Linked DNA regions of Homo sapiens: all the other regions are linked to region 3. Evidence: chromatin loops called from intact Hi-C (ENCODE). Cell type or tissue: gastrocnemius medialis. All regions are shown on one strand. Region 1 has its middle 11 kb from the start of PLIN3. Region 2 has its middle 18 kb from the start of FEM1A. Region 3 overlaps KDM4B (lysine demethylase 4B). Region 4 overlaps DPP9 (dipeptidyl peptidase 9).

The links. A loop is a pair of places that touch in the nucleus more often than their neighbours do. Peaks named below come from ENCODE experiments on the same cell type or tissue, not always from the same donor. Only the 100,000 strongest peaks of a DNase experiment are listed, where the experiment ranks them.
Region 1: a loop joins it to region 3, with 8 times the contacts of the local background. A loop is called at or near these places in 29 of 110 quality-filtered maps.
Region 2: it touches region 3 in a loop (2.7-fold over the local background); 13 of 110 quality-filtered maps call a loop at or near these places.
Region 4: it touches region 3 in a loop (2.4-fold over the local background); 13 of 110 quality-filtered maps call a loop at or near these places.

Annotation. Positions count from the first base shown.
Region 1 is chr19:4,874,622-4,882,621 of GRCh38, reverse strand. No RefSeq gene overlaps it. Among named protein-coding and RNA genes, the nearest start is that of PLIN3, 11 kb to the right of the region's middle. RefSeq lists a silencer at 3,714-3,893 and enhancers at 3,306-4,187, 4,188-5,071. In gastrocnemius medialis, no CTCF peak of the experiment used is centred here; DNase peaks (open chromatin) are centred at 2,371, 3,311 and 4,391; H3K4me3 peaks cover 1,174 bases; H3K27ac peaks cover 6,144 bases.
Region 2 is chr19:4,805,526-4,813,525 of GRCh38, reverse strand. No RefSeq gene overlaps it. Among named protein-coding and RNA genes, the nearest start is that of FEM1A, 18 kb to the right of the region's middle. RefSeq lists enhancers at 299-388, 539-618, 1-1,007. In gastrocnemius medialis, CTCF peaks have their summits at 1,458, 1,674 (motif pointing left) and 3,757 (motif pointing left); DNase peaks (open chromatin) are centred at 275, 1,665, 3,715 and 6,051; H3K4me3 peaks cover 665 bases; H3K27ac peaks cover 4,086 bases.
Region 3 is chr19:4,973,212-4,981,211 of GRCh38, reverse strand. The region is part of intron 1 of KDM4B (lysine demethylase 4B); the gene reads right to left. Among named protein-coding and RNA genes, the nearest start is that of KDM4B, 8.1 kb to the right of the region's middle. In gastrocnemius medialis, a CTCF peak has its summit at 4,571; DNase peaks (open chromatin) are centred at 941, 1,591, 3,141, 4,601 and 2 weaker places; H3K4me3 peaks cover 1,016 bases; H3K27ac peaks cover 7,298 bases.
Region 4 is chr19:4,708,688-4,716,687 of GRCh38, reverse strand. DPP9 (dipeptidyl peptidase 9) reads left to right here. Exons shown (of 22, transcript NM_139159.5): 4 at 2,351-2,607. Among named protein-coding and RNA genes, the nearest start is that of DPP9, 11 kb to the left of the region's middle. RefSeq lists enhancers at 1,944-2,443, 2,444-2,945, 2,416-3,615. In gastrocnemius medialis, a CTCF peak has its summit at 3,826 (motif pointing right); DNase peaks (open chromatin) are centred at 2,977, 3,837, 6,271, 6,657 and 1 weaker place; H3K4me3 peaks cover 928 bases; H3K27ac peaks cover 7,817 bases.

The DNA of each region.
Region 1 (8,000 bases), 99 kb after region 3:
CACTGCCGCCAGCCACAATTGCATTTTTGTTTTTTTTTGAGATGGAGTTTCGCTCTGTTACCCAGGCTAGAGTGCAGTGCCGCAATCTCGGCTCACTGCAACCTCCGCCTCCCGGGTTCAAGTGATTCTCCTGCCTCAGTCTTCTGAGTAGCTGGGATTACAGGTGGATGCCACCATGCCCGCCTAATTTTTGTATTTTCAGTAGAGACAGGGTTTCGCCATGTTGGCCAGGCTGGTCTCAACCTTCTGACTTCAAGTGATCTGCTCACCTCGGCCTCCCAAAGTGCTGTGATTACAGGCATAAGCCATTGCGCCCCACCGGATTCATGTCTCTCTCTCTCTCTTTTTTTTTGTTTTGAGACAGAGTCTCGCTCTGTCACCCAGGGTGGAATGCAGTGGCTCGCTCTTGGCTCACTGCAACCTCTGCCTCCCCAGTTCAAGTGATTCTCCTGCCTCAGCCTCCTGAGTAGCTGGGATTACAGGCACCCACCACCACGCCTGGCTAATTTTTGTATCTTTTGTAGAGACGGGGTTTCACCATATTGGCCAGGCTGGTCTCGAACTCCTGACCTCATAATCCCTCCGCCTCTGCCTCCCAAAGTGCTGGGATTACAGGCGTAAGCCACGGCACCCAGCATCTACTTCTTTTTAAATTTTTCTTGTATGGCCGGGTGCGGTGGCTCACGCCTGTAATCCCAGCACTGTGGGTGGCCGAGGCTGTCGGATCACGAGGTCAGGAGTTCAAGACCAGCCTGGCCAATATGGTGAAATCCCGTCTCTCCTAAAAATACAAAAAATTAGCCGGGCATGGTGGTGGGTACCTGTAGTCCCAGCTACTCGGGAGGCTGAGGCAGGAGAATTGCTTGAACCTGGGAGGCGGAGGTTGCAGTGAGCCGACATCGTGCCACTGCATGCCAGCCTGGGTGACAGAGCGAGACTCCATCTCAAAAAAAAAAAGAAAAGTTTCTTGTAGAGATGTGGTCTTTCGATGTTGCCCAGGCTAGTCTTGAACTCATGGGATCAAGCAATCCTCCTGCCTCAGCCTCCCAAACTGTTGTGATTACAGACAAGAGCCACCACATTCAGTCAATTCATGTCTATTTCTTCCTCTAAGCCAATGCTAGTGATCATGAGAGCCACAAATGTAATTTTATTTTATTTTTTATTTTATTTTTTTCAAATAGAGATGGGGGTCTCACTGTGTTGTCCAGGCTGGTTTTGAACTCCTGACCTCAAGTGATGCTCCCATCTTGGCCTCCCAAAGTGCTGGGATTACAGGTGTGAGCCACCACACCTGGCCACAAATGTTAATTTTAAATTTCCTAGGCCAGGCAAGGTGGCTCACGCCTGTAATCCCAGCACTTTGGGAAGCCGAGGCAGGCAGATCACCTGAGGTCGGGAGTTCAGGACAGCCTGGCCAACATGGTGAAACCCCGTTTCTACTAAAAATACAAAAATTATAGGTGGGAATTGAACAATGAGAACACGTGGACACAGGAAGAGGAACATCACACACCCGGGCCTGTCGTGGGGTGAGGGGAGGGGGGAGGGATAGCATTAGGAGGTATACCTAATGTAAATGACGAGTTAATGGGTGCAGCACACCAACATGGCACATGTATACATATGTAACAAACCTGCACGTTGTGCACATGTACCCTAGAATTTAAAGTATAATAATAAAAAAAAAAAGAAACTGGAAACATTGAAAAACAAAAACAAAAACAAAAATTAGCCAGGTGTGGTGGTACATGTCTGTAATCCCAGCTACTTGGGAGGCTGAGGCAGGAGAATGGCTTGAACCCAGGAGGCAGAGGTTCTGCACTCCGGCTTGGGCAACAAAGCGAGACTCTGTCTCAAAAAAAAAAAAAGGAAGAAATGTTTGTGGCTTGAATAGTAACAATAGTGATCTAGGTCACATTTCTTGGGCCCTCACTTTGAGCATGACACTGTCTTAAGCCAGTTACCTGCATCATCTCATGTAGTCCAGACAGCAACCCTGAGGAAGATACCACTACCAATGCCCAGGAACTGAGGATCAGAGAGGTTCATTGATTTGCCCAAGGTCACACAGCAAACTCACTGCAGAGCCAGGACTCAAAACCAGTTCAACCAAACCGGTGATGTGAACCACTGTGAATACTCACTGCTTGCCTAAACTCTGACAGTTAGGCTGATATGAACGACCCCAGGATGGGAAATGTATGTATGTATGTATGTATGTATGTATGTATGTATGTATGTATAGTATGTATGTATTTTTGAGACAGAGTCTCACTCTGTCGACAAGGGTGGAGTGCAGTTGTGTGATCTCGGCTCACTGCAACCTCCATCTCCCAGGTTCAAGCGATTCTCCTGGCTCGGTCTCCTGAGTGGCTGGGATTACAGGCGCGTGCCACCACGGCTGGCTAATTTTTATATTTTTAGTAGAGACAGGGTTTCGCCATATTGGCCAGGCTGGTCTCAAACTCCTGACCTCAAGTGATCTGCCTGCCTCGGCCTCCCAAAGTGCTGGGATTACAGGCGTGAGCCACCGCGCATAACTGTACATGAGGGGTGGGTTCCTTCTCTGCGGCAAGGCCATCCTGGGTACTGAAGAGTGCTGAGCAGCATCCCCGGCCCCCACCCCCTCCATATCAGGAGCAACCCCCAGTCATGACAACCACAAATGTCCCCAGACATCACCCCATGGGCCCTGAAGGACAGACTCACCCCTGGTTGAGAGCTACACTGTACAGTATATACTTGGAGGCCTCTGTGGAGTTAATATATCTGATAGTAAATGCTATGCATGAGAATCCCACTTCTGATGTTTATTAATTATTATTATTATTATTATTTTGTTTTGAGTTGGAGTCACGCTCCAGTCTCAGGCTGGAGTGCAGTGGCGCGATCATAGCTCACTGCAACCTCAAGCTCCTGGGCTCAAACGATCTGCCCACCTCAGCTTCCCAAAGTGCTGGGATTATAAGCATGAGCCATGGCGCCCGGCCTCTGCTGTTTTGTTGTTGGTGTTGTTGTTGTTATTGTTGTTGTTTTGGGACAGAGTCTTGCTGTCTTGCCAAGGCTGGAATGCAGTGGCGCCATCTTGGCTCACCGCAACCTCCACCCCTGCCCTGGGTTCAAGCAATTCTCATGCCTCGGCCTCCCAAGTAGCTGGGATTACAGGCACCCGCCACCACACCTGGCTGATTTTTGTATTTTTAGTAGATACATGGTTTCACCGTGTTGTCCAGGCTGGTCTCACACCCCTGACCTCAGGTGATTCACCGGCCTCAGCCTCCTGAAGTGCTGGGATTACAGGCACCCGCCACCACACCTGGCTGATTTTTATATTTTTAGTAGAGACAGGGTTTCACCGTGTGGTCCAGGCTGGTCTCACACTCCTGACCTCAGGTGATTCACCCGCCTTGGCCTCCTGAAGTGCTGGGATTACAGGCGTCTGAGCCACCGCGCCTGGCCTCGGCTGTTTATTTGCTGAATGACTTTGGGCCAGTCGCTTCTGTTTCTGAGCCTCAGTTTCCCCATGTGTAAAAGGGGGATTTATTCCTAGCATCTTCCTCCGGAACACACTGGATTAAACCAGCCAATGCATATAAATGGCCTGAACCAAAGTCACCACTCACTCCATAGGCACCACCATTACCCCAGCGGGACTCTTCTGGAAGATTCTGATCTGCTGTACAGCACCCCCAGCGGGTCCCTGCCCCCTCCTTGCCAGCTGCCTCCCATTTCCAGGCCCTAGACTCAGTGGACCACACAGGCGGGCGTTGGGGACACTTCCTGTGCAGCGGCAGCAGTACCCGCCACGCCAGGTGGGCCAACGGGAGAATGCAGCTGGGGCCGCCCCACTTCCTGCCCCCGTGGAGGGGCCTCTCATTCTCCCTGGTCCCTACTCCCAAAATAACCCTCCCCCGCCCCGGGAACCAAAGTCACCCACACCAGCTGCGGCCTCCCACTTGGGGGACGTGGGACAGGCAGGGGACTAGCAGCTGCCACCACCACGGTGCCTGCCCCGCTGGGAACGTCCACCCCCTGTTGCCACCACCTCCGACATTCCAATCCCCAAAAGTGCGGGGGGTGACCCGGCCTCCCTCGTCGTCCGGGAAATATGAACTCCAAGGAAGCCGGGCTGGCGGGGAGGAGGGAGATCCTCGGCCACCTTAGGTGACCGGGGACCCTCCCTGACCTGAACCCCCAGGCCTGAGGCGCCCCCAGTTTTCACCTCGTGTGACTGTGTTGGGGAAAAGGGGGTGGTTGCCAGGACAACAGCCCCCCACCTCCGCCCAGGGAACAAAGAGGCAGCCGGGAGAGCCAAGAACGGCCTGTTCTCTCCCCGCCAATGCGGCTGGCACATCCTGGCAGCTGGCACTGGGAGGGCCGTGCCCAGAGCCGCCAGGCCTGGCCATCCTGGACACGGTTCTCCAGGGAGGGATTGGCTGTGGGGGTGGCTGCGGCCCCAAGGAATGGAGTTGCAGGGGCCCGTGGGATCGGATTCCCAGGCAGCTGCCCCAGGCCTCCATCCTTCCCGGACATGGACAAGGAATCTGCCTGCCTGCAGGACTTGTGGGAGGCCCAAGAAGTCGTAAATGTCTGGCTCAGAGCCGGACGGGCCACCAGGGACGGAGGGTGCAGGAGACAATGGCCAGGTGGAGGCCTGGCCCGGGGTCCCCTCGGGCATTCCACGGATGGGCATGCGAGCCAGTAGGACACTCCTGGCCTAGGAGAGGGGACAGTGGGTCTCAGAGCTGCTCCCCTCCCCCACGCCCGCCAGCGCCTTGCAGGGGGCAGCGGGCAGCTGGCGCCATGAGGGCCTGGGGGTGGGGACAGGCCAGGGCCTGCATGTTAAAAGACCCCTGGCTTCCTGCAGCGAGCCCAAATAATTGCCAGACAAAATCCTCTGCCTTCTCACCGTTGGGCCACAGCTGGTCAGGTGTCCACCCGGTCGCTGGAGCCACAATGTGGCGGGGGGCAACGTGGACAACGTCTGGCTGAGTTGCCAGGTTAATTACAAGACAGGCAGTTAAACGAATTATTGTTGTTGTTATTATTAGTATTTGTTTTTGTTTTTATTTTGAGACGGAGTTTTGCTTTTGTTGCCCAGGATGGAGTGCAATGGCGTGATCTTGGCTCACTGCAACCTCCGCCTCCTGGGTTCAAGTGAGTCTCCTGCCTCAGTTTCCTGAGCAGCAGAGATTACAGGCACATGTCACCACATCCGGCTAATTTTTTGTATTTTTAGTAGAGACGGGGTTTCACCATGTTGGCCAGGCTGGTCTCAAACTCCTGACCTCAGGTGATCCACTCCACCCCCTCGGCCTCCCAAAGTACTGGGATGACAGGTGTGAGCCGTCGCACCCGGCCATTATTATTATTTTTTGAGACAGATTCTCCCTCTGTCACCCAGGCTGGAGTGCGGTGGTGCGATCTTGGCTGACAGGAACCTCTGCCTCCCAGGTTCAAGGGATTCTCCTGCCTCAGCCTCCGAAGTAGCCGGGATTACAAACGTACGCCACCACACCCAGCTGATTTTTGTATTTTTAGTAGAGACGGGGTTTCACCATGTTGGCAAGGCTGGTCTCCAACTCCTGACCTCAAGTGATCTGCCCACCTCAGCCTCCCAAAATGCTGAGATTACAGGTGTGAGCCACTGTGCCCGGCCAAAATGAATTATTATTATTATTATTATTATTTTGAGACAAGGTCTTGCTCTGTCACCCAGGCTGGAGTACAGTGGTGCCATCATAGTTCACGGCAGCCCTGACCTCCTGGGCTCAAGCAATCTTCCTGCCTCTGTCTCCGAAAGCACCGGGATTATAGGCGTGAGCCACTGAACTCCATTAAATGAAAAATGTTTAGCATAAGTATGTCTCAAAATAATTTGGAACATACTTACGCTAAAAATTATTCACATGGCCAGGCGTGGTGGCTCACACTAGTAATCCCAGCACTTTGGGAGGCCAAGGTGGGAGGATTACTTGAGCCCAGGAGTTTAAGACCAGCCTGGGCAACATGGTGGGACCCCCACCTGTATGAAAAATACAAAAATTAGCCCGATGTGGTGGCATGCACCTGTACTCCCAGCTACTTGGGAGGCTGAGGTAAGAGGATCGCTTAGGTCCAGGATGTCGAGGCTGCAGTGAGCCCTGATTGTACCACTGCACTCCAGCCTGAGCAGCAGAGCAAGACCCTGTCTCAAAAGAAAAACAAAGGCCGGGCGCAGTGGCTCACACCTGTAATCCCAACACTTTGGGAGGCCGAGGCAGGCAGATCATGAGGTCAGGAGATCGAGACCATCCTGGCTAACACGGTGAAACCCCATCTCTACTAAAAATACAAAAAAAAATTAGCCGGGCATGGTGGGCGTCTGTAGTCCCAGCTACTTGGGAGGCTGAGGCAGGAGAATTGGCGTGAACCCGGGAGGCAGAGCTTGCAGTGAGCCAAGATCACGCCACTGCACTCCAGCCTGGGCGACAGAGCGAGACTCCGTAAAAAAAAAAAAAAAAAAAAAAAAAAAAAAGAAGTGTAGCTGAGATTTGCATTTAACCAGGTGTCCTGTATTTTTATTTGCTAACCCTGCAACCTTACGCCAGGGGTTCTGGAAGAGGCAAGCTGAGCTCATCCTCATCCATATCCCCCAACGTGCTTCTCTGCTGGGTCCCTGCCTCAAGGTTGGCCCTGCCCCCGGAACCCCCAACCCGAGGCCTGTGTCAGCCTCACCTGTCCACTTTCCGTCTACAGTCTCTCTCTCCTCTGCCCGCACCCCCTGCAGACCCTCTGCGGACCGTCACCTCCCACTGGCCCTCCCAGAGCCCCCAGGCCCCTGCCAGTCCCTGCATCTCACAGGCCCCTTCCCTTCCCCAGAGGCCTGATGAGGGCCCTCCCCTGCTCTGAATCCAACATTGCTGCCCATTGCTCCCAAGATAAAGACCAGGCCCTGGCCAGGCGCGGTGGCTCATGCCTGTAATCCCAGCACTGTGGGAGGCCGAGGCGGGTGGATCACTTGAGGCCAGGAGTTTGAGACCAGCCTGGCCAACATGGTGAAACCCCGTCTCTACTAAAAATACAAAAATTGGCTGGGCATGTTGGCGGGCGCCTATAATTCCAGCTACTTGGGAGGCTAAGGCAGGAGAATCGTTTGAAACCAGGAGGTGAAGGTTGCAGTGAGCTGAGATAGCGCCACTGCACTCCAGCTCAGGTGATGGAATGAGACTCAATCTCAAATAAATAAATAAACAAAACTTAAAAAAAATTTAAAATATAAAAATTAGCCGGGCATGGTCACATGCACCTGTAACGCCAGCTGCTCAGCAGGCCGAGGCAGGAGAATCCCTTGAACCCAGGAGGCGGGGGCTACAGTGACCCAAGATCGTGCCATTGTACTCCAGCCTGGGTGACAGAGCTAGACTTCGTCTTAAAAAATAACAATAATAAGTCTCTTTTTATTTATAGTGGCTCATGCCTGTAATCCCAGCACTTTGGGAGGCCGAGGTGGGCGGATCATGAGGTCAGGAGATTGAGACCATCCTGGCTAACACGGTGAAACCCCGTCTCTACTAAAAATACAAAAAATTGGCTGGGTGTGGTGGCACGTGCCTGTAATCCCGGCTACTCAGGAGGCTGAGGCAGGAGAATCCCTTGAACCCGGGAGGCGGAGGTTGCAGTGAGCTGAGATCGCGCCACTGCACTCCAGCTTGGGCGACAGAGCGAGACTCCATCTCAAAAAAAAAAGTAATAAATAATAATAATAATAAAAATAGGCCAGGCGTGGTGGATCATGCCTGTAATCCCAGCACTTTGGGAGGCCAAGGCGGGCGGATCATGAGGTCAGGAGATTGAGACCATCCTGGCTAACACGGTGAAACCCCGTCTCTATTAAAAAAAAAAAAAAAAAATTAGCTGGGCATGGTGGTGGGCGCCTGTAGTCCCAGCTACTCTGGAGGCTGAGGCAGGAGAATGGCGTGAACCCAGGAGGCGGAGCTTGCAGTGAGCCGAGATCG
Region 2 (8,000 bases), 170 kb after region 3:
TAGAAGCTTCTATTATGGACCCACCTTACAGATGGGGAAAACCGAGGCCTAAAGAGATTAATTCTGACTCCAAAACTCACACAGATCAGAAACGGGGAATCACAATGGAAGGAGCTGAACTTCCAAGGGAGGAAACAAAGGAGGGTCCTCGAAGGTGAAACTGGACTCACTGAGCTGGGAAGCTGAGGAGCCCCTCCCTCCTGACAACCTGATTTGACTTTGCAGGCTCCTTCCTCCATTGCCAGGCCACATGGAAGCAGGCTGGTGTGAATCACCCAGCAGCCATGCACTACTTGCTATTTTAGTTGTTGACTCAGACTTTGTCAGAGCTCTGGTCCCGGTGGCAGCCGCAGCGGCCCAGAAGTGAAACCTGGGGAGTGGAGTTCTGAGATGAGATTCCAGGGTGCAGTGAGGTTGTTCCCAACAAAGGGTTTCGGACCATCCAGGCCGGAACCAGCTGCAAATACCTGAGCAGGGGCAGTGAACTGGCTATTCCTTCATTTGACCAACGTTCATCCAGCGCCTACTGTGTGCTGGGAGTTGTCCCAGACAGCAGACAGAAGTGATTAGTCATTGGCTGTCATTTCCGTAGGGGAGGAGAGGAAGGAATAGTAAACAAATTATAAAAGAAGAAAGCAAAATAGTTTCAGAAAGTGAAGAGCCTTCGGGCTGGGTGCGGTGGCTCACCCCTGTAATCCCAGCACTTTGGGAGGCTGAGGCGGGCGGATCATGAGGTCAGGAGATCGAGATCATCCTGGCTAACAGGGTGAAACCTCGTCTCTACTAAAAATACAAAAAATTAGCCAGGCGTGGTGGCACGCGCCTGTAATTCCAGATACTTGGGAGGCTGAGGCAGAAGAATCATTTGAACCCAGGAGGTAGAGGTTGCTGTGAGCTGAGATGGGGCTATTGCACTCCAGCCTGGACAACAAGAGCAAAACTCTGTCTCAAAAACAAAAAACAGGCCGGGCGCGGTGGCTCACGCCTGTAATCCCAGCACTTCGGGAGACCGAGGCGGGCGGATCATGAGGTCAGGAGATCGAGACCATCCTGGCTAACACGGTGAAACCCCGTCTCTACTAAAACTACAAAAAATTAGCCGGGCGTGGTGGCGGGCACTTGTAGTCCCAGCTACTCGGGAGGCTGAGGCAGGAGAATGGCGTGAACCCGGGAGGCGGAGCTTGCAGTGAGCCGAGATCGCACCACTGCACTCCAGCCTGGGCGACAGAGCGAGACTCCGTCTCAAAAAAAAAAAAAGAAGTGGTGGTGGGAGTGTCTCAGGAGAAAGAATTTCAGCAGGGGTGGCCGAAGGGGCTCTCTAGGAGGGGGTGTTGGAGTTGAGACCTGGGGGGAAGAAAAGGAGTCAGTCATGGGAAGAGCTGGAGGTGAAAGTGGGAATGACCTTCTAGGCAGAGGGCACAGCCCATGCAAAGGCCCTGGGGGCAGATGGCACCTGGTGTGTTGGAGGAACAGCGAGGAGGCTGGAGCAGAGTGAGCGACGGGCAGAGAGGGAGGAGGGGAGGGCGAAAAGGGGATGGGGCAGGTTAAGCAGGGCCTGGTGGGTCATGGGGAGGTCTTGGGCTTTGACCCCCAGGCGGGTGGGAGCCATGCAGGGCTGTGGGCAGAGGAGGGACAGGACCTGACTCCAGTGCTCACAGGTGCCCTCTGGTGGCCGCTGCAGGGAGGACAGACCTTGGTGGGCCAGGGCTGATGCTGGGGCACCAGGGTGGAGGCGACTGCACTGGTCTGGGTGAGTGATGTTGGCTGGGGCTGGACCAGGTAGAGACAAGAGCAGAGGAGATGTGGGCACATTCAGGGCCTGCCCAGTTCAGAGGACCCTTTCCTGTTCCTTAAAGTGACTGAAAAAGAATTCGGCCCAGGAACCTTCACTTGTCCCAGGTCAGCCAGGCTGGCCTCGGCAGCAGGAACAGCGGGTTCAAGCCCCTGCTTCTCCCTGAGATAGTGTGGCACTTGGGGCAAGACACAGCCTTCCTCTTCCTCTTCTTCTTCTTCTTCCTCCTCCTCCTCTTCCTCTTCTTCTTCCTCTTCCTCCTCCTCTTCCTCTTCCTCTTCTTCTTCTTTCTTCTTCTTTCTTCTTCTTCTATTTTGTGACAGAGTTTCACTCTTCTTGCCCAGGCTGGAGTGCAATGGTGGAATCTCGGCTCACTGCAACCTCCGCCTCCTGGGTTCAAGCAATTCTCCTGCCTCAGCCTCCTGAGTAGCTGGGATGACAGGCACCCACCACCACATCCAGCTAAATTTTTTTTTTTTTTTTTTTTTTTTTTTTTAGTAGAGACAGGGTTTCCTCATGTTGGCCAGGCTGGTCTTGAACTCCTGACCTCAGGTGATCCACCTGCTTCGGCCTCCCAAAGTGCTGGGATTACAGGCGTGAGCCACCGCGCCCGGCCGGCAGCCTTTTTCTGGGCCTCATCTTCCTCATTTGTACCATAGACCTCACGTCTGGAACTCCCATTCCCAGCTGTCTCCACATACCTCCTGTAGATCTGTAAAGCAGGGTCATTTTGAATGCCCTGAGGGTCGGGCACGGTGGCTGACGTCTGTAATCCCAGCAGTTTGGGAGGCCGAAGTGGGAGGATCACATGAAGCCAGGACTTTGAGATCAGCCTGGTCAACACAGTGAGAATCCTGTCTCAATGAAATGAAATGAAATAATGAAATAAAAAGCCAGGCTTGGTGGCACCCACCTGCTGTCCCAGCTACTGGGAGGCTGAAGCAGGAGGATCCCTTGAGCCCAGGAAGTCAAGGCTGCAGTGAGATATCATGGTGTCACTGCACTCCAGCCTGGGTGACAAAGCTGGACCTTGTCTCAAAAAAAAAAAAAAGCTCAGGCTCCTTGGCTCACGCCTGTAATCCCAGCACTTTGGGAGGCCAAGATGGGAGGATCATTTGAGGTCAGGATTTAAAAGACCAGCCTGACCAACATGGTGAAACCCTGTCTGTACTAAAAATACAAAAATTAGCCGAGCGTGGTGATGCGTGCCTTTAATCCCAGCTACTCAGGAGCCTGAGGCAGGAGAATTGCTTGAACCTGGGAGGTGGAGGTTGCAGTGAGCCGAGATCACGCCACCGCACTCCAGCCTGGGCTACGGAGTGAGACTCTGTCTCAAAAAAAAGAAAGAAAGAGGCCGGGCGCAGTGGCTCACACCTGTAATCCCAGCACTTTGGGAGGCCCAGGCAGGCGGATCACGAGGTCAGGAGATCAAGACCATCCTGACCAACATGGTGAAACCCCGTCTCTACCAAAAATACAAAAAAATTAGCCAGGCGTGGTGGCGGGCGCCTGTAGTCCCAGCTACTCAGGAGGCTGAGGCAGGAGAATGGCGTGAACCTGGGAGGCGGAGCTTGCAGTGAGCTGAGATCGCACCACTGCACTCCAGCCTGGATGACAGAGCGAAACTCCATTAAAAAGAAAAGAAAAGAAAAGAAAAGAAATCTATGTTGTCCAGTGCTGGAGACAGACAGTATTAGGCAGTTATGGGGTGATGGGGGCTCTGATGGGGAAGCTGTGGGACCCCAAAGGGGACCCTAGACTGGCCTGGGGAGATTAAAGGAAGTTTCTGAAAGAAGGAAGTAAGCTAAGACCTCAGGCCTTCATTGGAATGAGCCACGGGCGGGGAGAGAGTTCTAGAAGGTGGTACAGCATGGGTGAAGGTCTGGAAGGTCTGGAAGGCAGCTCCAGGCAGGACCAGGTCCCCAGCTCTAGGGGCTCAGCTGCGATTTGCGCTGCCCCAGCGCCCTCTGGTGGCCACCGCCCGCCGGCCCCACGTGGCCACGAAAGCCCAGATTCCCTGGGAGCCTAACAGCCTTGAAGAAAAATAGGAAGAAAAAAAAATAAGAAAATGTCCCATTTATTTCTTTATTTATTTTGAGATGGAGTTTTTGCTCTTGTTGCCCAGGCTGGAGTGCAGTGGCGCGATCTTGGCTCACTGCAACTTCCACCTCCCGGTTTCAAGCGATTCTCCTGCCTCAGTCTCTCAAGTAGCTGGGATTACAGGCATGCACCACCATGCCCAGCTAATGTTGTGTTTTTAGTAGAGACGAGGTTTCTCCATATTGGCCAGGCTGGTCTCGAACTCCTGACCTCAGGTGATCTGCCCGCCTTGGCCTCCCAAAGTGCTGGGATTACAGGCGTGAGCCACCGAGCCCGGCCCAATGTCCCCTCTATTTAAAAACGGTGAAATGTGAATAAATAACAGAGGATTTCTTTCTGGAAGTCAGTATACACACAGCCAGACCGGGCTGGGCAGCTATATGTGCCTGCTTGGAATGATCTCTTTCTGATACATATTTTTTTGAGACCAACTCTTACTCTGTCGCCCAGGCTGGAGTGCAGTGGCCTGATCTCAGCTCATTGCAGCCTTCGCCTCACAGGTTTAAGCAATTCACCTGCCTCAGCTTTCCGAGTAGCTGGGATTACAGGCATGCGCCACCACGGCCAGCTAATTTTTGTATTTTTAGTAGAGATGGGGTTTCACATATGTTGTCCAAGCTGGTCTTGAACTCCTGAGTAGCTGGGATTACAAGCATGCGTCACCATGCCCAGCTAATTTTGTATTTTTAGTGGAGACGGGGTTTATCCATGTTGGTCAGGCTGGTCCTGAACTCTTGACCTTAGGTGATCCACCTGCCTCGGCCTCCCAAAGTGCTGGGATTACAGGCCTGAGCCACTGTGCCCGGCATTTATTATTATTATTGTTTATTTTTTATTTTTTGAGATGGCGTCTCGCCCCGGCACCCAGGCTGGAGTGCAGTGGCGTGATCTCCACCTCCTGGTTCAAGCGATTCTTGTGCCTCAGCCTTCCAAGTAGCTGGGATTACAGGGGCCCGCCACCACACCCAGCTATTTTTTATATTTTTAGTAGGAGACGGGGGTTTTACCATGTTGGCTAGGTTGGTCTCGAACTCCTGACCTCAGGTGATCTGCCCACCTCGGCCTCCCAAAGTGTTGGGATTACAGGCGTGAGCCACTGCGCCTGGTCCTGTTATTTCTTAAGTGGAGACATCAGTGGTTTTTACTGTATTCACTATATTATGCAACTATTGCCACTATCTAATTTCAGAAACTTTCATCACCCCAAAAAGCAGCACTGGAACCATCAGCTGACACTGCCCACTGCCTCCCCCCAGCCCCGGCACCCATGCATCCCCTTCCTGTTTCTGTGGATGAGCCTGTCCTGAACATTTCACAGAAATTGGATCACGTGGCCGGGCGCGGTGTCTCACACCTGTAATCCCAGCACTTTCGGAGGCCAAGGCAGGTGGATCACAAGGTCAGGAAATCGAGACCATCCTGGCTAACACGGTGAAACCCCGTCTCTACTAAAAATATAAAAAAATTAGCCGGGCGTGGTGGCGGGCGCCTGTAATCCCAGCTACTCGGGAGGCTGAGGCAGGAGAATGGCGTGAACCTGGGAGGCAGAGCTTGCAGTGAGCCGAGATCACGCCACTGCACTCCAGCCTGGGCAACAGAGCGAGACTCCATCTCAGAAAAAAAAAAAAAGAAAGAAATTGGATCACACACTGTGTGGCCTTTTGTGTCTGCCTTCTCTCACTGAGCAAAACATGAATATGTTTTCTGATGCCCATCCTATTTTTTGAGACAGGGTCTCATTCTGTTACCCAGCCTGCAGTGCAGTGGCAAGATCATGGTTCACTGTAGCCTTGAACTCCTGGGCTCAAGCGATCCTCCCGCCTCAGCTTCCCAGGTAGCGGGGACTACAGGCAGGCACCACCACACCCGGCTAACTTTTGTATTTTTTTGTAAAGACAAGAATCTCACTATGTTACCCAGGCTGATCTCAAACTCCTGGGTTCAAGCGATCCTACTGCCTTGGCCTCCCAAAGTACTGGGATTACAGGCGTGAGCCACTGCACCCGGCCCTTAGTTTCTTCTAGAAGCATCTGTTGCCCTCCTGGGCTTGGCATGATGCTGAGCCTTTGCCAGGGGTCACCCTGCTGCTCAAGCTAGAGACTGCATGACCCAGACCCTGCGGGCTCCCTCCAGGAACTGAAAGAGGAAGTTTCTGAGGCTGCACAGCCAGGACCCGCTTGGCCCCTCTGGCCATGAAAATAAAGGGCCCTTCTGGAAGGCAGGGGCCAGGGTGCAGCTTCACTTCCTACAGGCTTTGCACCAGAACAGAATTTCCAGAAGTTCCCCCAGGATCCTCTTCCTGTCCTGTCCTTCCTGTGAAACTATTACCATCCACCACCCACCCCAGCCGCATGTCCCAGAAATTGCTCTGCTCAGCCAGGCGCGGTGGCTGACGTCTGTAATCCCAGCACTTTGGGAGGCTGAGGCTGGTGGATGACTTGAGCCCAGGAGTTCGAAACCAGCCTGGCCAACATGGTGAAACCCCGTCTCCACAAAAATTACAACAAATAGCTGAGCGTGGTGGCACACGCCTGTAATCCCAGCTACTTGAGAGGCTGAGGCAGGAGAATCGCTTGAACCCGGGAGGCAGAGGTTGCAGTGAGCCGAGATCTCACCACTGCACTCCAGCCTGGGCGGCAGAACAAGACTCTGTCTGAAAATAAATAAATAAATAAATAAATAATAAAATAAAATTGGCCGGGCACTGTGGCTCACTCCTGTAATCCCAGCTACTAAGGAGGCTGAGGCAGAAGAATCGCTTGAACCTGGGAGGCAGAGGTTGGAGTGAGCCGAGATCTCACCATTACACTGCAGCCTGGGCGACAGAGCGAGATTCTGTCTCAAAAAAATACAATAAAATATAAAATAAAAAGAATAAAAAGAAACTGCTCTGCTCAAGGTCCTTGGTGATCTTGTGTTGTTAAATCCAGGGTCAGTTTTACATCTGCCTTGACCTCTGGCCTTTGTCACTCTGCTCCAGCCATGTGAGCCTTCCCGTTGTTCCTATAACATGTTGGGTGCGGTCCTGCCTCAGGGCCTTTGCACAGGCTGTGACTTCAGCCTGGAATGCCCTTCCCCCAGGTACCTACATGGCTCCCTCATCACTTGCTTCAGATCTTTGCTCAAACATCACCGTCTGGCTGAGCTGGTGGTGGGCACCTGTTGTCCCAGCTGCTCCAGAGGCTGAGGTGGGAGGGTCGTTTGAGCCCAGGAGTTCGAGGCTGCAGTGAGCTATGATCAATCACGCCACTGCACTCCAGCCTGGGCGACAGAGCGGGATGCTGTCTCTTGATTCCCTGTGGTATCAAAGGCCTCACCCTCTCCATGCGTGCTCCTCATTTAAAATTCATTCAAGGCTGGACATGGTGGCTCACGTCTGTCATCCCAGCACTTTGGGAAACCGAGGCAGGGGGATGCCTTGAGGTCAGGAGTTCAAGACCAACCTGGCCAACATGGTGAAACTCCATCTCTAACAAAAATACAAAAAATTAGCTGGGCCTGGTGGTACCTGTAAAAAAAAAAAATTAAAAAATTAAATAAAATTGGCCGGGCACTGTGGCTCACGCCTGTAATCCCAGCTACTCAGGAGGCTGAGGCAGGAGGATTGCTTGAACCTGGGAGGCAGAGGTTGCAGTGAGCCGAGATCATACCACCGCATTCCAGCCTGGGTGACAGAGCAAGACCCTGTCTCAAAAAAATAAAAATTAATATAATATAATATAATATAATATAATATAATATAATATAATTCATTCAAAACAGAACCCACCAGATCCCCTGAATAGGCTTCATCTTTCCACAGCACTTTGGAGTTTGAGACAAATACAATCAACTTATTCATGGCCCACATGTCTATGGTCTGCCTGTCCGTGGGCTTTATTGTGGGATCCCAAGGTATGGTCTATAGCAGATGCTCAATAAATGTTTGAATTTGAATTGATCCCCAAGTCTTTTTTTTTTTTTTTTTTTTTTGAGATGGAGTTTCACTCTTGTTGCCCAGGCTGGAGTGTAGTGGTGCTATCTCGGCTCACTGCAACCTCTGCCTCCCGGGTTCAAGTGATTCTCCTGCCTCAGCCTCCCAAGTAGCTGGGATTACAGGCACACGCCA
Region 3 (8,000 bases):
TCAGCTGGGGCCACGCTGCCCCATGGAGCGGAGACACAGGGGCCCTGTGGCTGCACAGAGAGGTCCCTGCCAGGGCCCCACTGGCTGAGGCACGCCAGCTCAGGCTGAGAGAAGAGGCCCGTGGCGCGGACTCGCCACTAATGACCTGGAGCCTAGACCCTGTGGCCTCACAGGGTACCTCTGCACCCCTGCAGGCCCGCCGGGCCACTGCACCTCAAAGCCTAGCCGCAGCCCAGCATCCGCCAAGCTGACCCCGCCCACCCCAGCCCCACAAATGGTTTCTATGCTGTGTCTGCCCCGGGGCCATCTCGGCCTGTATTCTGCATGGTGCAGCACAGGAATCCCTGAGCTCTGCCACAGACTGGGGAGAGGATGGGGCTGAAAAAATGAGAACAACTTAAATGCCCACTGAGATGAATGGAAAACAAAACAGGACACCCCCCGCACAGGGGAATAGGATGCAGCCAGGTAAAGAGACAAAGTGGGCCGGGCGCGGTGGCTCACGCCTGTCATCCCAGCACTTTGGGAGGCCGAGGCAGGCAGATGACTTGAGGCCAGGAGTTCGAGACCAGCCTGGCCATGTAACATGGTGAAACCCCATCTCTACTAAAAATACAAAAATTAGCCGGGTGTGGTGGCAGGTGCCTGTAATCCCAGCTACTCAGGAGGCTGAGGCAGGAGAATCACTTGAACCCAGGAGGCGGAGGTTGAGGTGAGCTGAGATCATGCCACTGCACTCCAGCCTGGGTGGCAGAGTAAGACTCCATCTCAAAAAAAAAAAAAAAAAAAAGAAAGAAAAGGGACAAGGCTCTGACACATGCCATGCGTGGATACACCTTGAGAATATCACGCCCACTGAGAGAAGCCAGACACAACAGGCCACACAGTGTGTGACTCCATCTCTATGAAATGTTCAGGACAGGCCAATCCAGAGACAGGAAAGAGATGTGTGGGTACCAGCAGATGGGGGAGGGGATGGATAGTGACCACTGGTGGAGGCAGAGTGCCTTTGTGTAATAATAGAAAGGTTCTAACATTTGATAGTGGTGACGGTTGCACAACTGTGTCAATGTACTAAAAACCACTAAATTGTATCTTTTTTTTTTTGAGAAAAGGTCTTGCTCTGTCACCCAGGCTGGAGTGCAGTGGCATGATCTCAGCTCACTGCAGCCTCCGCCTCCTGGGTTCAAGCGATTCTCATGCCCCAGCCTCCCAAGTAGCTGGGACTACAGGCGTGCACCACTATGCCTGGCTAATTCTTTTGTATTGTTAGTAGAGATGGGGTTTCACCATTTTGCCCAGGCTGGTCTCAAACTCCTGACCTCAAGTGATCTGCCCACCTCAGCCTCCCAAAGTGCTAGGATTGCAGGCATGAGCCGCTGTGCCCAGCCTGAATTGTATACTTTAAGAAGATGAATTTCATAGTATGTGAATGATAGCTCCATAAAAATATATATTTTTTAAAATGGCAGGATCATTTCTAAGGGAGGCTGTCCTAGAAAATTCAGAACCTGGCCAGCACACTGACGCCAATAGTTGGGCAACTGTGAGGTGGCCCTCCCTGGTGACAGGAATGGCTTCTAGACTTGCCAACTAGACTCTGAGCTCCTCGAGGACGGGGCTGCCTGCTGCCTCATGTCCCCATGATCACACTGGTTCGGGTAACACCTCCAGAGACACCCCAGAGCCTGGGTGCCCAGCTGCCTCCAGCATGCCAGGTGGGCTTCACCCTGACCCCATCCCCTCTCAGATCTCCCAGGCCACACCCCCAAGTTCCTCTCGCTACTTCCTCTGCTCTCAAGCTCACAGTCATCTGTGACAGTTCCCACAATGGACAAGGCTCTGCGCAAACAGCAGTTCCTATGGGAAGCCTCCCGGCGCACTGCACTGCCCTGTGCTTCCCTGGGCTTGGTTTTTTGGGGTTTTTTTGAGACATGGTCTTGCTCTGTTGCCCAGGCTGGAGTGCAGTGGTGTAATCATGGCTCACTGTAGGCTCAAACTCCTGGGCTCAAGCAATCCTCCCGCCTCAGCCTCCCGAGTAGCTGGGACTACAGACATAGCCACCACATCTGGCAAATTTTTTCTAGTTTTTGTAGAGATGGGGTCTTGCCATGTTGCCCTTGCTGGTCTTGAACTCCTGGCCTCCACCGATCCTCCCACCTCAGCCTCCCACAGTGCTGGGTTACAGCCATCCGGCCTCCAGGCTTGGTTTCTACCCCTCTTGGCAGTTATTCTCCATCTCCTTCCACCAAGAGGCCCTGCGGGCAGGAGACACTGGTCATCTGGCCACCCTGCGCCCCTGACCAGGCACGCATGAACTTGACAACTCTCACGCGGAGCTGGACAATGCAAACCCACTCAGAGGGACCCAGGGTGTGGCTACAGTGACAGCCATGCTGCCCGAGCTCCCAGTGACCACGCACCAGCCTGGGCCTGACCACACCCGCTCGCTGCAGCCCATCCCTCCTCCCGCGCCCCTGAGCCAGCGACAGGCACAGAATTGCACAGGAGCTGTTTTGATGAACGGCAGCTGCCCTTCAGGCTCTAGCTGAGAAGCAGGCTCTGCTCTGCCTTTGGGGTACGCAGGACACCCGTGGCTAGAGGGGCCAAAAAAATTCTGTGGCTTCCACCAATTCCAGCCCAGACAGACAGTAACATGAGATGCCTTATGTTCTTTTTTTTTTTTTTTTTTTTTTTTTTTTTTTGAGACAGAGTCTCACTCCATTGTGCAGGCTGGAGTGCAGTGGCGTGATCTCAGCTCACTGCAACCTCCACCTCCCAGGTTCAAGCGATTCTCCTCCCTCAGCCTCCCGAGTAGCTGGGATTACAGGCACGTGCCACCGCGCCCGGCTAAGTTTTGCATTTTTAGTAGAGATGGGGTTTCACCACGTTGGCCAGGCTGGTCTTGAACTCCTGACCCCAGGTGATCCACCCTCCTCAGCCTCCCAAAGTGCTGGGATGACAGGCGTGAGCCACTGTGCCTGGCCAAGATGCCTTATGTTCTAGGGGTGTCAAGAGAACGACTTCCTCCGCCTCGTCCCCCCTTCCTGGGGGAAGCAGTTGGAATAGAGCAGGGAGCAGGAGTTGAAATTCCAGAGGCTTGACTCAAGTGCATGCTAGGGACGGCAATCTTCTCTCTCTCCTGAGCAAGACAATCAGATCCACGCGGCCCGACTGCAAGACAGGAGGCCCGCTCTGCCTACAGCCAACACTGTCTGACAGATGGGATTTTAGGAGAGTATGGAGATGCTGCAGGAAGGGGACAACAGCAACATGACGCGACTGTCCCGGTCCAGCAGCCTGGCTTGGGTCCTGCTCGCATCCCAGGGAGCCCAGGGTGGCGCCCCCTCACTCAGGGCACCGAGCCAGAGTGTCAAGGGCTGTCCCCAAGGGCGCCGAGGCTGGCCAGCTTCCAGGCTGCTGCCCAGACATGCTGCAGTCCTGAGTCCCGGCTGAGGGCACAGCCCATTTCCATCCCGCCATGATCAAGGGGTCCACAGCACCCGTGGGTAGTTTCAGGCTGGCTCTGTGGTCAAAAGGAACCCCTGGGACCCATCACACAAAGAGCGATTCTGAATCCACGGCCGGCTAATCTCATACAAATCGTCTGTCTCCACGCTCTCTCCCTGGAGACTAGGGCAGCCGCAAAAACGCAAACAGGCCCACCGCCACTGCCGGCGGCTCGGAAGGTGCCAGCACTTGGGTCCAGCTATGAATGCTGACGGGAGGTCTATGCAGGGGGAAATCCTGCCACCGTGCCCTCAGCTGACGTTTTCACAGCAAGTCACCCAGGCTTGTCTGAAAAACACAACGGTGGTCGCGCCTACCAGCAAACGGGGCCAGGTCTGCGTGAGTGACTGTCACTGTGCACCTGAGAGCCCTCGGGGTCTTGAGGTGCAGCAGCCACTGGGCAGTCGGCCTCGGGATTCTCAGCCTTTGTCCATTGAACAAACACGATCCCAGTCCAGAGCCACAGAGCAACTTCGCGCTCGGCCACCGCCAAAGAGGCACAGCCTGCCAGCAGGGCGGAGATGGCTGGACGCAAACTTGTCATCCATCCCCTCGTGTTTGCTGAGATCACTGAGGTGGATAAAGAAAGAAAAGAAAGAGGGAAGGGAGGAAGAGCCAGAGAAGCAGGGAGAGAGAGGGGGCAAGCAAAAATAAAAAAAAAACAGAAAAGAAAAAGAAAAAGAAAAAAAGACAGGCAACTTTTGAAAGCCAAGAAATTCTGAGCAAGCCTCTCCAGATTGTTTATTTCAATCAAGGAAAGAAAGCATGACCGTAAATTAACGGTACGATTTCTTGACAAGTCAGAACGTTCCTGGGACAGGCCCAAATCTAAGATGCCAAAGACCTACTTGGCTCAGAAAATGCCTGTCAGCCAGGAGAAGAGTGAGACAAAGGAAGTGTGGCCGGGCACAGTCCCCCACTCGGCTACTGACCGCACGATGGCCACCGACGGGCACTTGTCCACTCACTCTACAAAGCTGAGCTCTGCACTGGATAAGCCACCTCCCTCATGAGGCTTTCTGTGCTCAGGGACAGCAGAAACCACCATCTGCGACTCCCCTGCCCCTCCCATCGGGGGCGCTAGCACTGGTAACGAGGAGAGTTCCGATGCTTACAAAACAAAAGCCTTGTGAAATTGTGCAATGCTGTCTTCCTTTTAAACAAACCCTCAGTTCCTGCCAGGTCACACTGAACTCCTTGGGCCGAGTACACGGCTCGACGTGCTTCTGACGCTTGGTGAGCTGTAACAGAAAGGCAGCCGCGTGAATCCCAGAGCAAGAGAGTCTGGCGTCTCAAACAGCGAAGCGTTCCCCCCACCTACACTGTTTGTAGCTGTTTTTTCCCTCCTTTATGGTGAGGCTGTCTGGGTGGATGTCAGCATCGCATTTTCTCACATTCCTGCAGTTTTAAGGATCCTTGAAATGACCCATGACCTTTTTTTTTTTTTTTTTTGAGACTGAGTTTCCCTCTTGTCGCCCAGGCTGGAGTGCAGTGACGTGATCTCAGCTCACTGCAACCCCTGCCTCCAGGGTTCAAGCGATTCTCCTGCCTCAGCCTCCCAACAAGCTGGGATTACAGGCATACACCACCACGCCCAACTAATTTTGTATTTTTAGTAGAGACAGGATTTCTCCATATTGGTCAGGATGGTCTCGAACTCCTGACCTCAGGTGATCCACCCGCCTCGGCCTCTCAAAGTGCTGGGATTACAGGCGTGAGCCACCGCACCCGGCCATGCCCCATTTTTTTTTTAAGGCTAGAATATGACTCTAAATGCTTTGAAGTTAGGAAGATACAAATTCACACTCAGGCTGGGCACGGTGGGTCACGCCTGTAATCCCAGCACTTTGGGAGGCCAAGACAGGCGGATGCCCTGAGGTCAGGAGTTGGAGACCAGCCTGGCCAACATGGCGCAATCCCATCTCTACTAAAAATACAAAAATTAGTCGAGCGTGGTGGCATGCACCTGTAATCCCAGCTACTCAAGAGGCTGAAGTAGGAGAATCGCTTGAATCCGGGAGGTGGAGGTTGCAGTGAGCCGAGATCAGCCCACTGCGCCCCAGCCTGGGCCACAGAGCAAAACTCTGTCTCAAAAAAAAAAAAAAAAATTCATTCACTCAACAAGGAATGTCCACTCAACACCCACCACGTCTAAGGAGCTGCCGTACATTCTAGGGGTCGTGAGGCTGACATGGTTTCCATAGCTTTCCGTAGTGTGGCCCTCACACCCTAGCCAGGTATTTGCAAACTACAACCCACAGGTTCAATCCTGCCCGCCACCTGTTTTTGTACAGCCTGCAGTCTAAGAATGGTTTTGACATTTTTTAGTCGTTGGAGGAAAAAAAAAGCAAAAGAAGAAAAATGTCTTATAATGTAAAAATTGCACGGAATTCACGTTTGTGTCCATAAATAAAGTTTTACTGAAACACAGGCACACTCGCCCACGGGAGCTTTCTTGCTACAACGGCAAAGCAGAGTGGTCTGGACAGAGATGACCTCTGGCTTACAAAGCCAAAAATATTTATTCTCCGGCCCTTCCAGAAAAAGCCCCTGCCCTAGTAGATGAGACAAACAGATACACAAACAGACTAATACCCAGCTCTGATCGTGTGACATGCAAAGGAGGAGAAGTAGGGAAGGGAAGTGACTAGAGTGATAAGGAGCCGGCTGGGTGGAAAGAGAACCAGGCAGCGGGCACAGCAAGTGCACAGGTCCTGCGGCAGGGAAGGGCGGGCAGGGAAGGCGGCTGTGCCAGGAAAGGAGCAGGTGCAGGAGGAAGAAAGGGAGGAAAGGAAGGAAGGACAAGGCCACAGATGACAGAGCGAAGGGGCCACGCGAAAGGGCCCAGAATTTTTCCCAAGGGCAACAGGAAGTCACCGGAAGGTTCTGAGCAGGGGAAAATCTTTTGTTTGTTTGTTTGTTTTGGTTTTTACTCCTTTGACTACCTTCTTTTTTTTTTTTTTGGAGACAGAGTCTCGCTCTGTCTCCCAGACTGGAGTGCAGTGGTGTGATCTTGGCTCACTGCAGCCTCTGCCTCCCAGGTTCCAGAGATTCTCGTGCCCCCACATCCCGAGTAGCTGGGACTACAGGCGCCCACCACCATGCCCGGCTGATTTTTGTATTTTTGTAGAGATGGGATTTCACTATGTTGGCCAGGCTGGTCTCAAACTCCTGACCTCAGGTGATCCTCCCGCCTCGGCCTCTCAAAGTGCTGGGATTACAGGCGTGAGCCACCACACCTGGCCAGTTTTTTATTTTATGTATTTATTTACTTACTTACTTACTTATTTATTTATTTTTGAGATGGAGTCTCGCTCTGTCGCCCAGGCTGGAGTACAGTGGCGCGATCTCAACTCACTGCAAGCTCCGCCTCTCGGGTTCACACCATTCTCCTGCCTCAGCCTCCCGAGTAGCTGGGACTACAGGCACCGGCCACCACCATGCCCGGGTAATTTTTTTTGCATTTTTAGTAGAGACGGGGTTTCACGGTGTTAGCCAGGATGGTCTCGATCTCCTGACCTTGTGATCTGCCCGCCTTGGCTCCCAAAGTGCTGGCTTTACAGGCGTGAGCCACTGCGCCCGGCCACTTATTTATTTTTTTGAGACGGAGTCTTGCCCTGTCACCCAGGCTGGAGTGCAGTGGCAGGATCTCGGTGCAATTCTCCTGTCTCAGTCTCCCAAGTAGCTGGGACTACAGGTGTGCACCGCCACGCCCAGTTAATTTTTTTATTTTTAGAAGAGACGAGGTTTCACCATGTTGGCCAGGCTGTTCTCGAACTCCTGACCTCAGGTGATCCGCCCGCCTCAGCCTCCCAAAGTGCTGGGATTACAGGCATGAGCCACCGCACCCAGCCAGTTTTTTTTTTTTTTTTTTTTTAATATGCTTTGTTTCAGAGAGCAGTTTTAGGTTCACAGCAAAACTAAGCAGGAGGTAGAGACTTCCCATGTTCCCCGCCCCAACAGGGAAGGCCATTTTCCGAGCTCCTCAAGGGAGCAGGAGGGAATAGACGGACCCAGATCTAACCAAGTCCAGCATCCTAGAACAGGCCAGTCACGCAGGGAGTGAGCTTGAAAATTAATTTGTCCAAAAACCAAGAAACATCAATTCGTCAATCCACTCCCCCCTCAGTATTTGGGAAGATACAAATTTTCTTTTTTTTAATATAGTGGTTAAGCTCATTTGAACGCGAATTAGTAAAAGTATGTGCAACTTGGCCGAGCATAGTGGCTCATGCCTGTAATCCCAGCACTTTGGGAGGCCGAGGCAGGCGGATCACTTGAGGTCAGGAGTTTGAGACCAGCCTGGTCAACATGGTGAAACCCCGTGTCTACTAAAAATACAAAAGTTAGCAGGGTGTGGTGGCGGGCACCTGTAATCCCAGCTACTCGGGAGGCTGAGGCCAGAGAATCACTTGAACCCGGGAGGCGGAGGTTGCAGTGAGCTGAGATCTAGCCACTGTACTCCAGCCTGGGTGACAGAGTGAGATTCT
Region 4 (8,000 bases), 260 kb after region 3:
GTGACAATTGCAGGTCGTGATCTTTCTTTCTTTTTTTTTTTTCTTTTTTCTGAGACAGAGTCTCACTCTGTCGCCCAGGCTGGAGTGCAGTGGCACGATCTCGGCTCACTGCAAGCTCCGCCTCCCGGGTTCACGCCATTCTCCTGCCTCAGCCTCCCGAGTAGCTGGGACTACAGGCGCCCGCTACCACGCCCGGCTAATTTTTTGTATTTTTGGTAGAGATGGGGTTTCACCGTGTTAGCCAGGATGGTCTCGATCTGCTGATCTCATGATCCTCCTGCCTTGGCCTCCCGAAGTGCTGAGATTACAGGCATGAGCCACTGTGCCCGGCCAAGTCCTGATCTTTCAAAGGCGCTCGTTGACATCCTTGCAGCTCTTTCTCCCCTTCCCTCTCAAAGCAGGCTGGGGCCCTTTCTCTTGCAGTGGTTACCCTGTGGGGTCTCCTCTTGGCAAGAGGCAGAGTCTTCTGGGAACTGGCACACTGCAGAGTCAAGGCGGCCCACTCATCTCTGCCCTTTACTTCTCTCACACCCAGTCCCTGCTGTCCACTCCCGCGGGTTTTCCCACTTCCTCCAAGCAAGCAGCGACTTCCCCAAGCCAAGCTGTTGGTCCCGGAGGACAGGGCTTCTGGCAAGGTCGGCAGTCACTCGGAGCCCACAAAGGGAAGCGAGACCAGCCCCGGTGCCACCCTTTCCAGACCACTGGCTCTCGCAGAACTGGGTCACTGCGGCCATGTTTAGATTTCTGTAAAACAAATATTTGCCTGGCCAGTCCAGTCAGGTCAAGGAGTGTGCTAAGTGACGAGGGCGGGAGTGGGGTGGTGGGAGATGTGACACCGCGGCGGCCACTCACGGTGGCTGCTTTGCGGACCCAGAGTGTCCTGAGTGGGAGGAGAGAGTGGGATATTCTTTGGGGAAGGGCGTGCCATTCACCCTTTCACCTGCACCTCCCACATCCCGAGGCTCTGGAACTTCCAGTGAAGGCCAAGCATCTCCCCGGCTGGACAGCAAGCCAACAGCACAGGTGACCAGGATGGATTTTCATTCCTTCACGCCCGGGCCTCTCCCGAGACCCAGCATGTCTCCCCGCGAGCCCACTGAGAGATAATCATTCCACAGTGCTCCGTGGAATGCCTGCCACGTGCCAGCCACCAGCTAAGGTTCTGGGAGCACAGCTGTGAATGGGACAGACATGGGGGAGACAGGGGTCCCACAAATAACCGCTGTGATGAAGGTGGAGGGAGGGGACAGCCAGGTGGCGTGTGAAAGATGAGCAGAAAGACCAGCTTCAGCGTGGATGGTGTGAAAGGTTTCTGACGGCCTGCCAAGTACTTCAGCTGAGATCTGATTAGAAGCTGGCCAAGCAGGCTGGGTGCAGTGGCTCATGCCTGTAATCCCAGCACTTTGGGAAGCTGAGGGAGGCGGATCACTTGAGGTCAGGAGTTCGAGAGCAGCCTGACCAACATAGTGAAACCCTGTCTCTACTAAAAATACAAAAAACATTAGTTGGGCATGGTGGCAGGCACCTGTAATCTCAGCTACTTGGGAGGCTGAGGCAGGAGAATCGCTTGATCCTAAGAGGCAGAGGCTGCAGTGATCTGAGATCACGCCACTGCACTCCAGCCTTTGGAGACTCTGTCTCCAAAAAAAAAAAAAAAAAAAAAAAAAAGTATATATATATAAACATATATCAAAGAAGTTAAGCAAAGTGAGGAAAAATGCACTCCGAGCAGGAGGGCCAGCATGTGCAAAGGCCCTGCGGTGGAAAGGAATTTGGCCTGTTTGAGGAGCTGAGTGAAGGCTCATTTGGCTGGGTCACAGGGATAAGAAGGATGAGATTCAAGGGCTTGGCAGGGGTCGACAGCAGCCTTGAGGTGGTGGTGAGAACTGGTTGTTATCCCGGGGACTGTGGAAAACCAGGAAGGGTTTTAAGTGATGGGGTCTTGGCAGTGGATGTGGAACATCCTGGTGGGAGGTGGTTTCAGTCATTCAGCCAAAGCCAAGCATGGTGGCTCACACCTGCAGTCCTAGCAACTTGGGAGGCTGACGCAGGAGGATTGCTTGTGGCCAGGAGTTTGAGACCAGCCTGGGGAACATAGTTGAGACCCCCATCTCCAAAAAGAAGAATGTTTTTAAAGATCATTCATTTGAGAGGTGATGGTGGCTTGAATCTTAGCAGCATTAGTGACATGGAGAGAGGTAGACCAACCCAAGAAGTGTTTAGGGAGTGGGGAAAGCGGCAGGGGTGGGGCTCGTCTGGAAGAACCTGAGTGCCTCGCAAGGGGCAGCATTGGGGCAGCTCGTAGGTAAAACAGTTCTCCTTTCTCATAGTCTTTGCTTCCTCCCCGCAGCTTCTCGCTGAATTCCGAGGGGGCTGAGAGGATGGCCACCACCGGGACCCCAACGGCCGACCGAGGCGACGCAGCCGCCACAGATGACCCGGCCGCCCGCTTCCAGGTGCAGAAGCACTCGTGGGACGGGCTCCGGAGCATCATCCACGGCAGCCGCAAGTACTCGGGCCTCATTGTCAACAAGGCGCCCCACGACTTCCAGTTTGTGCAGAAGACGGATGAGTCTGGGCCCCACTCCCACCGCCTCTACTACCTGGGTAAGCCGGGCCCTGCAGGCTGCTTGGGCGGGGACAGCATCTGGGACCACAGTTCCCTGGTCCTCTCTGTTCCCAGAGGTCCACAGGAGTTGGAAGATCTGCTCGGATGGCTGGGCCCTGGGCATGCTGTCCTTCGAGGCTCAGCCACAGACAGCTCTGACTACAGGGAAGGGCTGCCGCGGGGTGGGTGGGGCGGCCCCCGGAGGGTCAGCCGTGCAGGGAGCCATGCACAGGGCAGCCCCGCTCCTCCATGTGGCCAGGATGCCGTGGCTCAAGCCGGCCCTGTGGCTCCAAGCCCGGAGATTGTTTCCAGTGCTAGTCAGCCGGGTCCACCCCCTGAGTCACTTCCCAGCCACCTGGTCCGGGCTGGGTGGGGCTCGTGACAAACAGGACTGGACTGAACCATTCCCAGAGGGAGTCGGGAGTAACTCCAGGAGGAGCTCGCCGTGGAGGTGCGTCAAGAAGGATCCCGAGGTTCCGGGAAAGCCGCCCGGATGGCAGAACCTGGTTTGCCGCCGGTGACAGCACAGGGGCGGCTTGCCACGCGCTTGCAGCCCCTGCTGCAGGCTCTGGATCCACACTTCCTCCTCTGGGCGTGTGCCTGCACGCAGCTCCTCCTGCAGCGTCTGCAGTGCCTCACGGGACTGGGCTCCTCTGCACCACGAGTGCCTTCAGGGCACGGGTTAGGCTGCATGTCCTCCAGCAGCTTCTGCAGCCACTGTGGGCCTGGCTCCCGTGAGGTGGGCAGCGGATATTCGGATGGTGCCCACTGCACCCAGAGGCCTTAAGAGCTGGGAGGAAGGACACCTTGGAGAGATCAGCCAGGCCTGTGTCTTTGAAAGCAGCGTGACACATGGCTGGGGACCAAAGGCAGCGTCTCTCCCGCTTGGCACCATGGACATTGGGGCCAGATCGTTCTCTGGGGTGGGGCCGTCCGGCCACTGCAGGGTCCTGAGCAGCGTTCCTGGCCTCCACCCACTCCATGCCAGGAGCAGCCACATCCCAGTGGTGACAACCACAGATGTCCTCAGACATCGCCAAGTGTTCCTTGGGGGTGGGGTGGCGCTGGGATCCTTGTCCAGACCGCTGCACTCATCCATGGGACTCATGGTGGTGTCCTCAGCCCCTGAGCCCAGGCCCGCGTGTGCTGCAGCCCCCAGCCAGCATTGGAACCAGTGAACGGCCGTCATCCTCTGCCTGAGGCTGACCACATGCTAACAACAGTGACCGAGGTGGACACCAGGTGGCTGTCTTCTTCCGCCATCAGCGCAGTCCCTCTCCACAGACAGACTTGTGTGGGAATCAGATGGTGGTCTGGCAAACAAAGAATTTAAAAGGAAGAATCATCCAGAACAGGGGTCGGCAGGTGACAGCCGTCTTCAGAAGTCAGGTTTTCCTGGTCCCTGTTACTTTCCTGACATCTTTGGCTGTTCTCAAGCTACAGCAGGAGAGTCACCGCAACAGAGGTCATATGGCCCACGTAGCTGAAAACATTTACTGTCTTCCTTTTATTTTTCATTTTTTTTTTTAGAGATGAGGTCTCACTCCATTGCCCAGGCTGGAGTGCAGTGGTGTAATCACAGCTCACTGCAGCCTGGAAATCCCTGGCTCAGGTGATCATCCCAACCTCAGCCCTCCAGGTAGCTGGGACTATAGGCACGTGCCACCATGCCCAGACAATTTTTTGTATTTTTTGTAGAGATGAGGTTTTGCCGTGTTGCCCAAGCTGGTCTTGAGCCCCTAGGCTCAAGCAGTCCTCCTGCCTCAGCCTCCCAAAATGCTAGGGTTTCAGGCATCAGCCACTGCACCTGGGCTGTCTGGGCCTTTAAGAATGCTGGCCAACTCTAGTCTGGGAGAAATTGGACTGAAATGGCTTGAGTTTCAGTTACCTGAGAGAGCTTGGCTGTTACGACTACAAGTGTACAGACCACGGCTGCCATGGGCCGTTGCCTCTTTTTTATCCTGTGGCGCCCACAGTCTTGGGCCACTTGCTCCCGTTGGGGTTGCTGTCCTGGTCAGGGCGTTTGGAGGAGTTTTCTGTGGCTGCCATTGTGAAAATTATTCACACTTCTGGAGGGCAGAAATCCAAGATCAAGGTTTCCTCAGGGCCACGCTCCCTCTGGAGGCTCCAGAGGAGAACCAGTCCTGGCCTCTTGCAGCTTCTGGTGGCGGCCAGCATCCCTTGGCTTGTGGCCACAACGTTGGAACTTCTGGCCTGATGGTCACACAGCTTCCTCCTCCTCCTCTTCTTCTCTTCTGTCTGAAATTCCCCTCTGCCTCCTTTTTTTTTTTTTTTTTTTTTTTTTTTGAGATGGAGTCTCGCTCTGTCACCCAGGCTGGAGTGCAATGGCGCAATCTTGGCTCACTGCAACTTCCGCCTCCTGGGTTCAAGCGATTCTCCTACCTCAGCCTCCCGAGTAGCTGGGATTACAGGTGCCTGCCACCATACCCAGCTAATTTTTGTATTTTTAGTAGAAGCAGGGTTTCTCCATGTTGGCCAGGCTGGTCTCAAACTCCTGACCTCAGGTGATCCGCCTGCCTCAGCCTCCCAGAGTGCTGAGATTACAGGCGTAAGCCACCGTGCCTGGCCTGCCTCCCTCTGATAAGGACTCATGATGCCATCTGGGTCACTTGGGTAATCCAGGATCATCTCCTCAGCTCAAGAGCCTTCACTTAATCCCAGCCGCACAGGCCTGTCTCTCTGTGTAACGTAGCCTCCACACCCGAGCCCCAGGATGTGGACACCTCTCTGTCAGGGCCATCATTCAAATCTCCGTGGAGCTGCTAAAAGGGACAGAAACCCTCCAAGCTCGTCTGAGCCATGAAGTACTCCTGGAGTAAAGGTAGAGGGGCATCTCATGGAACCCAAGAGCAGAAAGCCCAGTGGACCTCAGGAAGCAGCGCCTGAGAACCAGAGCCTTCCAGAAGCCAGGCATCTGTCCGTGCCTGGGTCCACCCCACCTCGCTGCCCACCTGTCCTCCGCAACCCCTCCACAGCGCCTGGGATTCCATGCCTCAGGTTCTAGCCACCAGCAGAAACGGAGGAACTTTCTCCAAATTTCCGGGACAAAGATTCAGATTGACTCCGCATAGATGAGATCGTCGGGTCGCCTGTGGCTCGTGTGTGTGTCTGGGGCTGGGACAGGCAGGTCCTCACAGTACACAGGAGGTGCTGAGGGCCCACCCCAGTGGGCATGAACTTGGCAGAAACCCCAGAACGTACCTAGAGTAGCTCAAAAACCAGACTGCCCCTTTCGGGGTGAAATTCACCCTTCAACGACTCCAGGCTGTCACTTCACACTGTCAGGGGCAGCACTGAGCTCACGTCACATCCAGGTTCTCGGGGCAGGCCTCCCCCCAGCCCCTGAGTAATAATAACACTTCTTAGCACTAGCCCAGTGTCCAGACTTCAAGGCCAGGCCTGGCCTGCTGCTCAAAGCATGGGACCTGTCCCCTCAGCAGGCACCAGGTTTGCTGTGGGGCATGTGGAGCTAATCACTGGGCCCCTCCGGAAAGGCTCTTTCAGATCCACATGATAAAGCCCCCAGCGTCAGGCTAGCAGGAGCAGCGGGGGAACGTGCGGTTCCTGCTGCTGGGAAGATGGGCTGGGGCCGGCTCAGGTTCCAGGCCTCAGACTGCAGCATTGGGAAACGCTCCCGACCCCGCTCCCGCCCCACGCGGATCAGCCTCTCCCCACTGCAAACGGTGACTTCTGTGGCTGGAGGAGGCCACAGGGTTCCAGACAGTTCTGGAACTCCCTCGAAAGGGAAAGCAAGAATTCCTGTCTCCCGACGTCCCAGGCTGAGATCCAGGGGAGAGCCCTAGCCCTGTGTGGATCACGATCCCCCACCAGGCCAGCCACTCGAGGCCACAGCGTGCAGTGACGGGAAATGGTGTTTGCGCAGGCCTGGGTCACCGGGGCATGGGTGGGTGACAGGTTGGCATCAGGTGTGTTTGCAGGGGCAGAGCTGGTGAGGGAGGTCCGAGGAGGGATGGGGCAGCAGAAATCCACAGCCCTTGGCGGTCACCTCTAGCCCTTGCCTCAAAGGCCAGTTGTCACCATCATAGTGCCAGCAGCAGCTCGCCCGAGGAATGTGCTGGCAGGGGCCATTTGGTGATCATTGATTAATCAGCCTAGAAGGAGGTGGCCCTGGTGTCCTTGGCAAGTCTGTGGCTTTGATTTCCTGTTTGGAAAGCTCCAGCTCTCCTGGAGAGTCCCTGTGGACTAGCTGCCCAGGCCCTCCCATCCCTCCCACCCCTCCTGTTGGCCCAGGGTGCTTTTTAAAAATTGAGATGTAATTCACATTGCACAGTTTCACTTTTGAAGGTGTGAAACTCAGTGGCTTTTAGTCACGCATTCACAGAGTTGTGCAGCCATCACCATTGTCTACTTCTAGAACATTCACTCGCCCCAAAAAGCAACCCCATCAACCATCACTCCCAAGCCCCGGGCAACCATGAACCCACTTCCTGTCTCTGTGGATTGGCTTGTTCTGGACATTTCACACGAGCGAAATCACACATCACTTGACCCTCATCCCCATGGGCGGCCGGACGGGCAGGGTCCTGGCAGCTTCAAGGGCTCTTAGAGATTGAGTCGTGTTTCCAGCACTTGCGTTCTTTTGCTCACCCCTGAGTCTCCGCACGATTTTTCTCCTTCCCACACACATCTCACTGAACTTTGCATTTTTCATAAATACACTTTAAAAGGAACCCTGTTAATCTAATCTTTTTCTTTAAGTACATCCTTCCGTCACTACTGTACTTCACAAGCGCGCTTCCTCATGCGTGGGAAACCTGTGTTCCTTGCCACAACTAGAAGTTGCTGTTTCTTTCTTTAAAAAAAAAAACAAACAAACAACTGGCCGGGTGTGGTGGCTCACGCCTGTAATCCCAGCACTTTGGGAGGCCGAGGCAGGCAGATCACGAGGTCAGAATTTCAAGACCAGTCTGGCTAACATAGTGAAACCCCTGTCTCTACTAAAACTACAAAAAATTAGCCGGGTGTGGTGTTGTGCTCCTGTAATCCCAGCTACTCGGGAGGCTGAGGCAGGAGAGTCGCATGAACCCAGGAGGTGGAGGTTGCAGCGAGCCAAGATTGCACCATTGCACTCCAGCCTGGGTGACAGTGCGAGACTCTCTCTCAAGAAAACAAACTTTTAGGTTCAAGGGCACATGTGCCGGTTTGTTCTTTGGGTAAACTTGTGTCACGGGGGTTTGTTGTATAAATTATTTCATCACCCAGGCTAGTACCCGATAGTTATTTTGTCTGCTGCTCCCCCTCCACCCTCCACCCTCCAATAGGCCCCAGTGTCTGTTCTGCTCTATGTGTCCATGTGTTCTCATCATTTAACTCCCACTTATAAAGTGAGAACATGTGGTATTTGGTTTTC